Regions from separate parts of the Homo sapiens genome. Here all the other regions are linked to region 3. A link is a contact called in ENCODE Hi-C or POLR2A ChIA-PET data. All regions are on one chromosome and are shown on one strand. Each heading gives the region's core, a stretch centred on a gene start or an enhancer-like site at or near the end of the contact. The rest is flanking DNA. Distances are from core to core; before and after follow the strand shown. Region 1 holds the start of MAP4K5 (mitogen-activated protein kinase kinase kinase kinase 5). Region 2 holds the start of SAV1 (salvador family WW domain containing protein 1). Region 3 holds the start of DDHD1 (DDHD domain containing 1). Region 4 holds the start of NIN (ninein).

What was found. Hi-C counts contacts between places; a loop is a spot of excess contacts on that map. ChIA-PET counts read pairs that join two places held with the same protein, here RNA polymerase II (POLR2A). Pooled maps may share reads with other maps.
Region 1: a loop to region 3 is called in a map of naive thymus-derived CD4-positive, alpha-beta T cell, with 7 times the contacts of the local background. The contact joins the promoter of MAP4K5 here to the promoter of DDHD1 in region 3. A Hi-C loop is called at or near these places in 1 of 168 maps with a recorded cell type or tissue (naive thymus-derived CD4-positive, alpha-beta T cell), 1 of 37 single-sample maps with no recorded cell type and 4 of 50 pooled maps.
Region 2: a pooled map shows a loop between it and region 3 (3-fold over the local background). The contact joins the promoter of SAV1 here to the promoter of DDHD1 in region 3. A Hi-C loop is called at or near these places in 2 of 50 pooled maps. POLR2A ChIA-PET finds 5 or more read pairs at or near these places in 2 of 52 experiments (activated T-cell and activated naive CD4-positive, alpha-beta T cell).
Region 4: a pooled map shows a loop between it and region 3 (7-fold over the local background). The contact joins the promoter of NIN here to the promoter of DDHD1 in region 3. A Hi-C loop is called at or near these places in 1 of 37 single-sample maps with no recorded cell type and 7 of 50 pooled maps. POLR2A ChIA-PET finds 5 or more read pairs at or near these places in 1 of 52 experiments (activated CD4-positive, alpha-beta T cell).

Annotation. Positions count from the first base shown.
Region 1 is chr14:50,531,319-50,534,217 of GRCh38, forward strand. It overlaps MAP4K5 (mitogen-activated protein kinase kinase kinase kinase 5), which reads right to left and starts at 1,251. Exons shown (of 33, transcript NM_006575.6): 1 at 1,130-1,251; 2 at 624-840. The coding sequence starts at 731. It also overlaps a transcript of ATL1 not described here. RefSeq lists a silencer at 945-1,574.
Region 2 is chr14:50,666,916-50,669,808 of GRCh38, forward strand. It overlaps SAV1 (salvador family WW domain containing protein 1), which reads right to left and starts at 1,391. Exons shown (of 5, transcript NM_021818.4): 1 at 959-1,391. The coding sequence starts at 1,052. RefSeq lists an enhancer at 389-458 and silencers at 819-948, 1,059-1,628.
Region 3 is chr14:53,151,940-53,154,734 of GRCh38, forward strand. DDHD1 (DDHD domain containing 1) reads right to left here and starts at 1,384. Exons shown (of 13, transcript NM_001160148.2): 1 at 322-1,384. The coding sequence starts at 1,159. It overlaps DDHD1-DT (DDHD1 divergent transcript), which reads left to right and starts at 1,415. Exons shown (of 3, transcript NR_110062.1): 1 at 1,415-1,792. RefSeq lists enhancers at 140-189, 210-409 and a silencer at 1,230-1,559.
Region 4 is chr14:50,829,871-50,832,570 of GRCh38, forward strand. It overlaps NIN (ninein), which reads right to left and starts at 1,292. Exons shown (of 31, transcript NM_020921.4): 1 at 1,136-1,292; 2 at 594-647. RefSeq lists an enhancer at 1-23 and silencers at 594-713, 734-783, 854-1,133, 1,184-1,633.

The DNA of each region.
Region 1 (2,899 bases), core at 1-2,500, 2.6 Mb before region 3:
AATCCCTGAAAGGAACCGCTAAAGTAAAACAAAACCCAGCAAGTTAATATCACATTTTTATCGCCAACCAAAAACAAACGATCAAACTTCCACCAGGAAAAGCATCTTTTTATATGGGATAATGCTTGCATAAATGTCACCAATATTAGTTTGCTTACAGTTAAAGCTCAGAGACAGGGTTTCATATGGCTTTTTTAGTCAAACTCATCCATTGAAACAAATTTTTTTAAAAAAATGCAAATGTCTGAATGTCAATATTCTTTCCTGTCTATCTTCCATGAAGCATTTTTCCATGCTAACACTAGAGCATCCTTCGGTGTAATTCCACAAGCAGATTCAAATTCCCTTCAATACCATAAATAAGCCCTATTAAAAAGCCTTTAAACCACAAAAAAAGTGCAACAGCGGTTTGCAACTGTGTGGTTAGTTCTGCCTGTTGGTAGCGATTAGAACAAGCCATGAGTCGAGGGTGCTCAGAACCGAGTAAAAGGGACCCCGGCCGCTTTCTCCCCAAGAGGCAACAATAAAAGCATCCTCCTCTCGCCCCAATACTTCGCAGGAAAGTGGCCCCATTCCCGGGACCCAGTCGACCGCAGGAAAAAAGCACGGCCAGCCTCACTTACCTTATAGACGTCCCCGTAGGTGCCGCTGCCGACCCTCTGGACGAGTTCGTAGTCCTGCTGCGGGTTCCGCCTCAGGATGTCCGCGGCAGGCCGCAGCGGGGCCTCCATCTTCACTTAGGGCCCGGCCCCCGCCAGCTCACCCCGCGGCTCCCGGATTCCCGCTAACAAGCACGAACGGCGCCGCTTCCCAACATGGAGCCTCCGCCCGCAGCTCCGTCTGCACGAGGGACGAGCAAAGGCTGGTTGGCGTCGCAGGCTACGACCCCCAGCGGCCCGCGCCCTCGCGGCCCGGCCCCTTCCCTTCCGTCCCGCCAGGGGCCGTGGAAGAGAAAGGGGCCTGGAAGGGCCCCCGGCGCCCCGTATCCCCGTTCGGTCTGCGGCCCTTCCCCCTCCCCGGCCGCCCGCGAACTGCCCGACGAGGCCTCCCCGCCAGCCGGGGCCCAGGGCCGGCTCCGTACCTAATGGGGGCGGCCCCGTCTTTGTTGAGCGCGGAGCCCGGGACCTACTTCCTAGACCGCACCCGCGTCCTCCTCCCGCGCGCCGGCCGGCAGCTCCGGGTTTGCCGTCGCCGCCGCCGCCACTCAGCCGCTGCACGGCGCGTCCTCTCGGGGGCGGCGGAGGCGCGTACAGTCGCCGCCGCCGCCGCCGCCGCACCACGTTCCCCACCCGGGGCTGCGTCACCGGGAGACACGTTCCCAGCCAGCATGGGTCGGCGCCCAGCGGCCCGCCCGAGCACTCCGGCCGCAGAACCAGAGTGCCGCCCTGAGGCCTGCTGAGAACACAACACCCTCCCGACCGCGCCACCGCGCCCCCCTAGCCGGGCGCGTCCTTGCAGGGCCTGGGCTGTCTCCCTCCCACTCTCAGAAATAAGGCACACGCCTGGGCATTCGTGGGCCAACGGGCCTTGGCTAAACCGTCCCCACATTTGTCAGGTAGGCCTGTAGGGTGACGGGTAGAGGAAGAAGGGCGATGGGAACGTAGCCCTCCAAGTTAAACACGGAAAAGGTACGTTAAGGGCACCGGGCCAGAAGTAACCTGGCAGCGGGGCGCCGGGGAAGGAGGTGGGGGAGTGCCAGGTTAACTAAGTCCCGGCACACCCTACTGCACCTTCCTGTTTTGCAAACCGATCCCGGTGGTACCAGTTTGAGGCTGCACTGCACACCTGCACAACCTGCCTTCTACTTAGTTCTTCTGAGACATTTCTGAAAGTCTGAATTCCTAGGACTGCTCAATGACCTTTGTCCCTGTTGGGCACACGCAGTGTCTCATCGCTGGTATTGCACCTTTAATGAGACCAGGAGTTCCGCAAAAGTAAAACAAAGGGGTCACAGACTGGTTCTGGTTCTACCACTTCCTCAGTATGTGCTCTGGGACAAAACAGCATATTTGGCAACATCTCGGTGTCCTTATCTGCAGCTTGAAGAGGGTAAGATTTTGCATCTGACACCCAGGAAAGTGTTTATAAAGCGTTTTACAGGATAGTAAGGGGGGTTATCGAATATAAGAGGTCTTAAAATACTTAACAATGCACAGCATATATGGAACAGGAGTTCGGGGAAGTAATTTGGCTGATATTTCACAAGCTGTTTTGCAGTTTCAGTTCCAGTCTTGCTCTGAAGGTAGAAATTAAGTTGCCAGTGTTACATTATACTGGCTAAGTTATTTCTAGAGCCTCATAGAGAATTTGAACAGAAAAGCCAGATAACACTCAGCCACTGCATTTAGTGACTGAAACATCATAAAAGAGCAAGTTGGAGATGTTGGCTTGTGGCTTTGAACATCCAATTTTTAATTCTGCTCTTGAGAATTAAAATACTCCTTATTGTTGATAATTGTATAATGTATAATAAGGAGTAATTGACAATACTCCTTATTGTTGATAATTGTATAATGTAGAAATTAAATTCGCACCTTAACAGGACAGGGCATATATGTATTTTCTTGTGCTCCACACACAAAGGGCACTTATTTGGGGAACATAAGTAAGCCCAGACTTACATGCTCCATGGACAAAGCCTATGTGTTTGCTGCATTGAAAAAATTGTTGAAGAACAGTTCCTTCTTTCAAAGATTCTTGGCACTTGTTTTGGTGGGCACATACTTTTGGCTTCGATGACTCAAAATCTCTTCAAATGTTCTATTGGTATCTTAGCACTTGTTTACTGTCATAGATTCATTTGAGATTTTTTTCCTCTGGCCATATAAGCACTGATCCTTTATCTAGTCTGAAATATATTTATTCTTACATGTTTACACTTGCGTTACTCCAGGGAATT
Region 2 (2,893 bases), core at 141-2,640, 2.5 Mb before region 3:
TGCTCTCCCATCTGTGTGATCTTGGGCAAATACTAGAAACCTAACTTTCCCAATTACAATATGAGGTAATACTTAAGTCACAAGGTTACTACCAGCTTCCAAGAAGGAAACTTAAGCAAAGGGCCCAGGGCGCAGTAAGAGCACCAAAATACCAGCTCCATGCCTCACAAATGTCCTGAACACACAAGAATTAAAAATTCAAGAGATTCAACTCAAAAATCAAATACTTACATTAAGAAGAAAAGCAGCGGGGGACCGGAGGTGGGGATTGGGAGTGGGATCTACCCTATTAAAAAAAAAAACTTTTCGAGGGGGGGGTTCTCTAATACGATAGAAATTATTTTGAGTTGCCTTCTTGGAATCTCACGAATATAGCCAAATACAAAGGCTTTTGGCTCTCTGCTCTGCTGTGTAAGAGTGATGAGGCTTTGGGTGGCGGCTACAAGAACGACGGTATGCTTTTCACCTTCTCAAGTCTGCATCCGGCAGCAGGACTAAGGAATTCTGCCCCAGAGTTCGCACAACTTGCAGCACAGTCGAGAGACACCCGCAATGTTTGCAAACATGACGCACATCTCGACGCATCTAAAAGAGTAAAAAGTGTCCCTGTCTAATTACTTTTACTCCTATAGCATTAGGTGATAAGCAATTTAAATGTTTCCTACTCTCTCTTCCAGTAATCAAAACCAACAACTCTGCCTGGTGGGGCGAGGAAGTCTGTTATTTTTAGGGGGTGCTCTTGGGGGGGTTAGGCGCGGGGGGGACTAACCCAAGTTTCTTACTCTTATGGGCTTTCAATCAACGAATACCACTTCAGACACAAGAAAATCTCAAAACCAGTATTTCACGCGACCAAGGACGAAGGAGAAGCCCTGGAGACCCGCCGGCGCCCCCGCCAGGGTCCCCGGAGCACCTGGCCGCCTGGGCCAGGTGTGGGCACGCCCCGCCTGACACTCACTCCGAAGCAGAGGCGACGTCTCCTTCTTCACGTACTTCCCCTGCACCTCGGCCGGCTTGGACACTTCGTTTTTGGTTTTCTTTCGGGACAGCATCCTTCTCGACGAGGCCCGAGGCCGCGCTGAACTGCCTCCCTAGGGCTCCGCGCCGGGCGCCGGCCGTCTCCGCCGCCACCTCCGCCGGCGCCGCCGCCTCCTTCCCTCCCGAGCCGCCGCCTCCGCCGCCGCCTGTCCGGAGCCCGGGGTCGCCCGCAGGGACTGCCGCATGTTCAGGGCGCTAAGCGCGCCGGCCGCCGCTCAGTCGCTGGTCAGTTCCTTCCCGGAAGTCGGCCCGCTCTGCGACGCTGCTCGGGGACGCCGTGAGGAAAGCCCAGCGACGCCGGGCCAGGGCCAGGGCCATGGTCCGCCGCGGGCCGCCGAATAACCGCTACCACTACCGCCGCCGCCGCCTACATCCCGTAAACTTTCCCCGCGGCCGCTGGGAATTCTGGGAAGCTCGACGCAGCGCGGGCCGCCGCTGCCCCTCCCCCACCGCGGCTCCAGGCGCGGCTCCGGCGGCGGGACTCGGGTGCCGGCGCTCTAGGCTACCGGGCCGTCCCCGCCGAGCTGCGGCTGTCCTCACTCATCCTCAGCGAGAAGCAGGTCCTGCCGACTGAGAAGATGAAGGACGAAACCTGCCCCGCTGAGTGCGGGAGTTCGTCGCATGCGCATGTCGTGGAACCTACTCTCCACGAGTTTTTATTGTTGTTGCTTTTGTACCCCCTCGGGATCCCTAGCGGAGGCAGTGACTCTCTTTCCCCCCAAGACGTTGTTCCCTGTTTGAAGGTGTTCTTCCTAATGTTTCCTAGGCTGCTGAATTCAGCTCTCTAAAAAATGCGGAATGCTAACCATGACTCCCAGGCAAGTGCTACACCAAAGCATCTATTCTGCTGGAAACGTTCATGCTGATTAACTAGAAATAAGTTGATCCTCTACTGAGTATCAGGGAGTGCGTTTTTCTATAACAGGAAAAAACGGAAGAATGCAAGATGGAATTTCCAGTACCTCTTTTTAAGATACAATTGGTGTTAGCATATTACAATTATTTTATTGCATCATCACTATCATTAGTATGATTAATAGCCACATATTTCCTCCTGACGTTATGTGTTATGATCTTAGAATTTTGAAGACTTTGACCACTGCGAGTCGGGACCGGGAATTTTCTATCTAAAATAATAGACTCTACTTCCTTCTATATAACTTAGCAAGACTGCCAAATGTACAGGATAACATTTGGAAAATAAGATTGGATTCATCCCCTAGTGACCAAATTAATGCTTTAATAATGAGGAATGCTTTCCCTGAGATCTAAAACATCTCACAAGAGATCTAAGACATATATCACAATTAACAAAAGACATGGAATTTTTTACCACGTAAGATTAAGAAGATGGTCAAATGTTTTACCATGAGCAAACAAAGGAGACATTTGATCTAGTGTCTGTCTCCATATGTTCCCTTGGTGCAGATCTCCCACAATTCATTCATTAACCAGGAAATACTCATTACCCACTGCGCTAGTCGTTTGTGATAGAGCAATAAGCAAAACAGACAAAAATCCCTACTGTCATGGGAAAGAGAAAAAAATGACAAAAAATAAGCAAAACATACTATGTTAGATAGTGATAAGTGATGAAGTGAAAATAAGAGAGGACTCACAATTTTTGAGAGGGTAATAGAGGGACCAGAGAAGGCTCATGAGGAGGTGACATTGGAGTTAAGTGACAGAGTGAGGAAATTGGCCATGCAGCTAACTGGAGGAACAATATTCCAGGCAGAAAGAACAGCAAGTGCAAAGTCGCTGCAAGTGGCCATGTTCCTGGCAGATTGGAGGAACAGTAAGAGGGTTTATGTACTGGAAAAGACGGGGAGACGAATGGGGAATGCAGTTAGAG
Region 3 (2,795 bases), core at 134-2,633:
TGGTAGGATCACGAAATTAAACCTCGGGCTGCGGATCCGGTCCTGGATCACTTCCAGGGGATGGCAGCAGCACCCGGCTCACCCAGGAGGCGCTACCCCCGAAGGTATCCAGTCCTCCTGACCCCAGGCAGCTTGGGTTTTGCCATCTGCTCGTTTACCCTTCAGCTGCCGACGCTCCCTGCTCAATCTCCATCCTGCCCCAGCCAAACGCCAGGCCTCACGCGCCTCCCTCTTCGCGGCGACCAGTCCCAAACCCACACCGGTGCGCATCGGCCCATGCAGGGGCAGCCCGTCCTGCCCTAACCCCGGCCCGCTACTCACGGTTCCAGTACACCGGGTAGCACTCTCCTTGGGTCACATCCACCTCGTAGAGGCCGCCCCGCACGCACACAGGCTCGATGTTCACAAGCTCCACCATCTCCGGCTCGTGCCCCGTCGTACTCTGGCAGAAGCCGCAGGCGCGGTCCTCATCGTCATCTTCTCCGGAACTGGAGGCTGGGCCCGTGGGGGAGCACACATGGTCGCCGTCCCGGTCCCCGCCCTGGGGCCGGGCACCCGTGGTCTGCAGCAGGGTCCGGAAGGCGAGCTCGATGCGGAGCGAGTCGTAGCCGATGAAGGGCTTCCAGGTCTTCTTGTCCTCCTTGTAGAACCAGCGTACCTCCTCCGGGCCCAGCTCCGTCACTACCTCATAGCGGTGCCGGGCCGCCGGGCCGCCAAGCCGGGTACGTTTCCTTTCCCCGGGGGACCCTCCTGTCGCGCCGCCGCCCCCCGAGTTCGTCGGGACCAGCGGAGGCTGCTGCGGCGGGTGCAGCGACAAGGAGCTGCCGCCGCCGCCGCTCTCACCCTCGCTGTAGTAGCGCAGCGAGGAGCCCGACTCGGCGGAGCTGAAGTCATAGTTCTCGTCACTGAGGCAGGGGTCCAGCGCGAGGTGGTGGTTGTGGTCGTCGGTGCCCGGCGCCAAATGCAGCCCGGGTTCCCCGCGCAGCAGGGCCAGGGGCACGTCGCCGTCGTCCGGGTCCCCGCCGGGCAGGTGCTCGAAGCAGCAGACGCCGCCGCCGAACGCTGGCCTCGCGTCTGAGCCCAGCTCCCAGGCGCCGCCGCCGCCGCCTCGGCCGTTATGCTCGGGGCTCCGTGGGGACCCGCGGCCCGGGTAATTCATGCTGTGGAGACGCCGCCGGCTGTCCGGCGGCGCGCGGAGCCGTGACCCCCAGCGCTTCCGCCACACATTCAACGCCGCCGCCCTCTCCACCCGAAGTTTCTAATCTTTCAAATCCCGACCCGAGCTGCGGCGGCAGCGGCGACCGCTCCGCCCCCACGAGACCCGCAGCCGCCGCAGCTGCGTTCTGCCGCCGGCCCCATTGTCACGCAGCCCGACGTAGGCGGTGCTTCGGCCCCCGCCCCGCCCCCCGGCCGCGTGCGCCGCCCCGGAAGCCCGGGCTGCACCGGCGCCGCGCGCGGGGTTCCCCCCTGCCCCTCTGGCTGGGAGGGCAGGGTGGTGTCAGGTCGCCCGCCGCTCTTGGGCCTCCTCGGCTCCCTTCCTCCTTCCTTGCGGTCTTCATGCACAGCTGCCTCGGTCCCCCGCTTCTGGAATTCACAGCCCAGATGTGGATAGGCTTTACCCCACTCATCCTTACAATGTGGGTCATGAGCCCAGAGCCTTAAGCTACGTGTTAGGAGGGCCCCAGGATGTAGGATTCAGCATTGCTCTTTTTGACCTTAGGCCCTACTGCGGCCTCGCCTGGACGTTTTGTCACCTGGCCCTGGTGCCTCCAGACAGAACCAGGACGCATAGGTGGGTGGATACGAGGGCACTCCACCCCACACCCATCACTCACCTTGGTGTCACCACTCCCACTGGGAAACTGGAATCTAAACCTTGCTTCATATGCCATCTCATATTATTACTTATCTTTTGATGCTTGGATTTCCTGTTTTCTCAACCTCATTGCTAGGCCCTTGATGGAAACCAAGTCCATGTCAGCCTCTCCCACACAGTGGGTGCGCAATCAGTCTTAGTTGATTATAATGATGTCAAGTCCAACCAGCTGTGGTAAAGAGTGTTCGATTGAGAGGTAGAAAACAACCAGGTTCTAGATTTAGCTTTGCTAACCATCCACAGGCAAATCACATAATCTTCCTGATCTTTTTGGTTTCCTCATCTGTAAAATTAAGATTCTTGGACCAGATGATATCTAAAGTTCCTTCTAGCAATGGAATTCTATGAACTTTAAGGTTTCTTCCAGATTTTTATGCATCTCTGATTCTGTAACTCATATTCTGGGATCAAGTTGAATACAGAGGCTCCCTTATGTGGGTCTTTTTTATTTAAAAAAAATTATTTTGTAAGCACATCACCCTATGTTGAGAATCCAGAGAAAAACCATCTCCAACCTCAGTGTTTTCATTTTAAGAATAGACAGTCTTCACTATTTCTTTTACTCTCTGGTGGAATCAGATTGGTAGGGCAATTTTTCTTGCTCCTGAGATGTAACCTGTCAGACATTATTACTCTGTCATTATTTAAATCAAGACTATCTGAAGTTTGTACAGGGCCTTTGTAGGAATTTGAAAAAAGGCATTGCTTCCTGTGGGCAGATACAGAGCGGTGTTGGAGTTGATGGCTTGTCAAGTAGAATACAGGCTGGATTTTCTGCCCCAATTAGTGCCCTTAGCTGGTTAACCTTGTGCAGTGAACAACCTATCCAACTGTATACTGCAGCTCTGACTGAAAGCATCTAAGATCAGGACCCTCTTTACCACTCAAAAAAAATTTCTGAGTGCCTGCTTCCCAGTTG
Region 4 (2,700 bases), core at 42-2,541, 2.3 Mb before region 3:
TTCGGTAGCTACAGAAGCCTAGCCGCTGGAAGCTTCCTTCCCCGACACTCCATACCTCCATGCCACACCTTTTAGGCAATAACCAAATGTCATTTTGTTCTTTCCCCTTCTCCTGGGCATTATACTGGGAAACTGTTTACGCGCATCGACCCCGCACACCTCCAAAAATCTCCACTTTCCGGGCTCCAAGCAGCTCTCCGCTACTCAGACAGCCCAGGCTAACACCTCGGATTTCCCCATGCAGTTTCCTCTGCAGCGTCTCAATCACAAGGCTGTACGGGCGGCACATGCCAACGGAACCACCACCCCTTCTGCTCCCTCGGGGACTCAAGCCTGCTCTCGGTCAAAGCACAGAAGCGGCTTTCAGCTCCGGGCAGGCGGCCGGGGCGTCGGGGGTACTGGAAGTGCCCAAACCCAGCGGTGCTGCCGCGCGGGGAAGCGGAGGTGCGGCCGCAGGACAAGCGCGCCTCCCAAGTCCCTGGCCACCTGCGATGCGTCCTCAACTCGCCTGCCCATCGCCACTACCAGAAACCTCAGACAGCCCATTGTGTGGGCAGGCAGCGCGCTCCCCCGGCCCCGCCGCCCTCGCCTACCTTCTGTCGGTCTCTCCGGAGCGCCCGCACAGCCGGCAGCCCGCCTCCAGCGCTCTGCAAAGCGAAGGAGGACGCTTTGTTAGGGCTGGAGAAACGGGACAATACTTCGCAGCCGGCGCAGCGGTTCCGGGCGGGCGTCCTTCAAAAGGACGCGAATGGGGACCCGCGTGAGCGTCATTTCCATATGTAAGGGGCCAGCTCTTACAAAAGCGCGGCTCTCGGGGGCCGCGGGCTGCAGCGCGCATCCTCCCCGCCCCCGCCGGCCCGCCCCCGCCCGCGCAGCCCGCGCCTCCGGGACCGGCCCCTCCTCCCGCCTCCGAAGCAGCCCCGTCCCCGCCTCGTCCTCCCGCCCGGCCGCTGCTTCCTCCCGGCCCGCAGGGATTGCGCCCCGCTGGCCCCGGACCCCAAATGGGAAGCCCCCGAGTGATCCGGTGCCCAGTTCGCTCCGGGCTCTCAGGGCCTCGCCGACGGCGCGGGGGCAGCGCGAGGCCTCCGTGCACCCCCAGGCCGTGGGTCCGGGTCCCCGGGGTTGCGCCACTTACTGCGTCCCGGGGCTCAGGCGCCCGGCGCCGCCGCGGGAACCATGGCCGCTGGCGCACTCCGGGCTTGGCGGCGGCAGCGGGACGGCCGCGCCCAGCGCGCTCGGCTCCCGGCTCGGCCGCGGCCACCCGGAGCTCTGGACGCCGGGGAGGAAGGGCCGGGCCCGCGCGGGGAGGAGGAGTCAGGGCGACGCCGGCCCCGGCGCGGCTCCTCCTCTGCGGCCCGCGCGGCTCAGGCAGCGGAGGGAGGAGCGGGCGGCGCCGCCTGAGCCCTCGCAGACGCGCCCTCCCGCTCCGAGCGCCCGCCTCCGAGATCTGAAGTTAGAAACGCCGGGGCTCCGGGTGCGGGTGTAGGAGGCTGGCGCCCCGAGGTCGCCACCGAGCTGGGGCTGGCGCTGCCACCCTCGCCCCTTGCCTGTCCGCCTCCCTTTCTTTCCCAACACGCCTACACTCACCCGCACCGCGGACACTCGGGCCGCAGCGTCTTCGCGCAGAGGAAGGGCCCCCGCCTTCAGCAAGCGGGACTTTAAGGGGGTGATTTCCCAGCCCTCGGGTGTCGATTGGCCATCAACATTGGAAAGGGTGTTCAGGAGGCAGAAGGGCTGTAGAAGTGACTCGGAACCCTGTAGAGCGAGCGCGACCCTCCTGCCGGGTCTACACTGGCTTCCGCACCTGCCCACCACGTCCTCACAGGCTCCCGCCCCTGTGCAGCCTTCTCCGGGTGAAGCTAACCCTCGGTCGCAAGCCACACAGGACGAAAACTCCTTGGAGTTGGTGGTTCCCAGCCCAACAGTTGCTCGATATTAATCGCCTCCTACCTACTACCCCAGAGTCTGCGTTCTCACTCCCCCATCCCTACACTTCTGATCTCATTGCAGTCAAATAGGATCCCAAGTCCAGGCCATGGTTCTTTTTGAGCTGCAGGGTTAAATGTGTTGCCCTTGAAGGATCCGCCTGATGGATTACAACCCACAAGTCTGGTTATTTTAGCAGGAAACTGGTGATTCCTTTTCTACCGAGAAAGCAAGCAACAGACAAGAGGAAACCAGCATTCCTTGAGAATCCAGTGCGCTAGAAACTCGACAGAAATTATCTTATCTAATTCTCACATCACTCTTAGGAGGCAGACATTATTTTGCAGATGAGGAAAATGGATCTCCCAGAAGTCAAAGAGCTTCCTCAGGATCACACAGCAGGAACTCCACAGAACTGAGATTCAAAAGCAGATCACATATGTGGCAAAATTGCATAGAACTGAATATACACTCACAAATGAGAGCACGTGAAACTCATGAAATTTGAATAAGACATTTGGACTACACTAATGTCCATTTACTGATTGTAATATTGTTCTACAGTTATGCAAAATGTTACCATTGAGAAAAATTAAGTGAAGCGTCTATAGGGAATCTCTCTATTATTCCTTACAACTTCAAGCGAATTTACAGTTACCTCAAAAAATTTTTTTAAAAATTTTAAACATCTCAGTCTTATTCAAAAGCCCAGGCTCTCTTCTTTCAACACGGTATATAAGCGTGCCTGCAGAATAAGAGAGATTTATGCTCCTC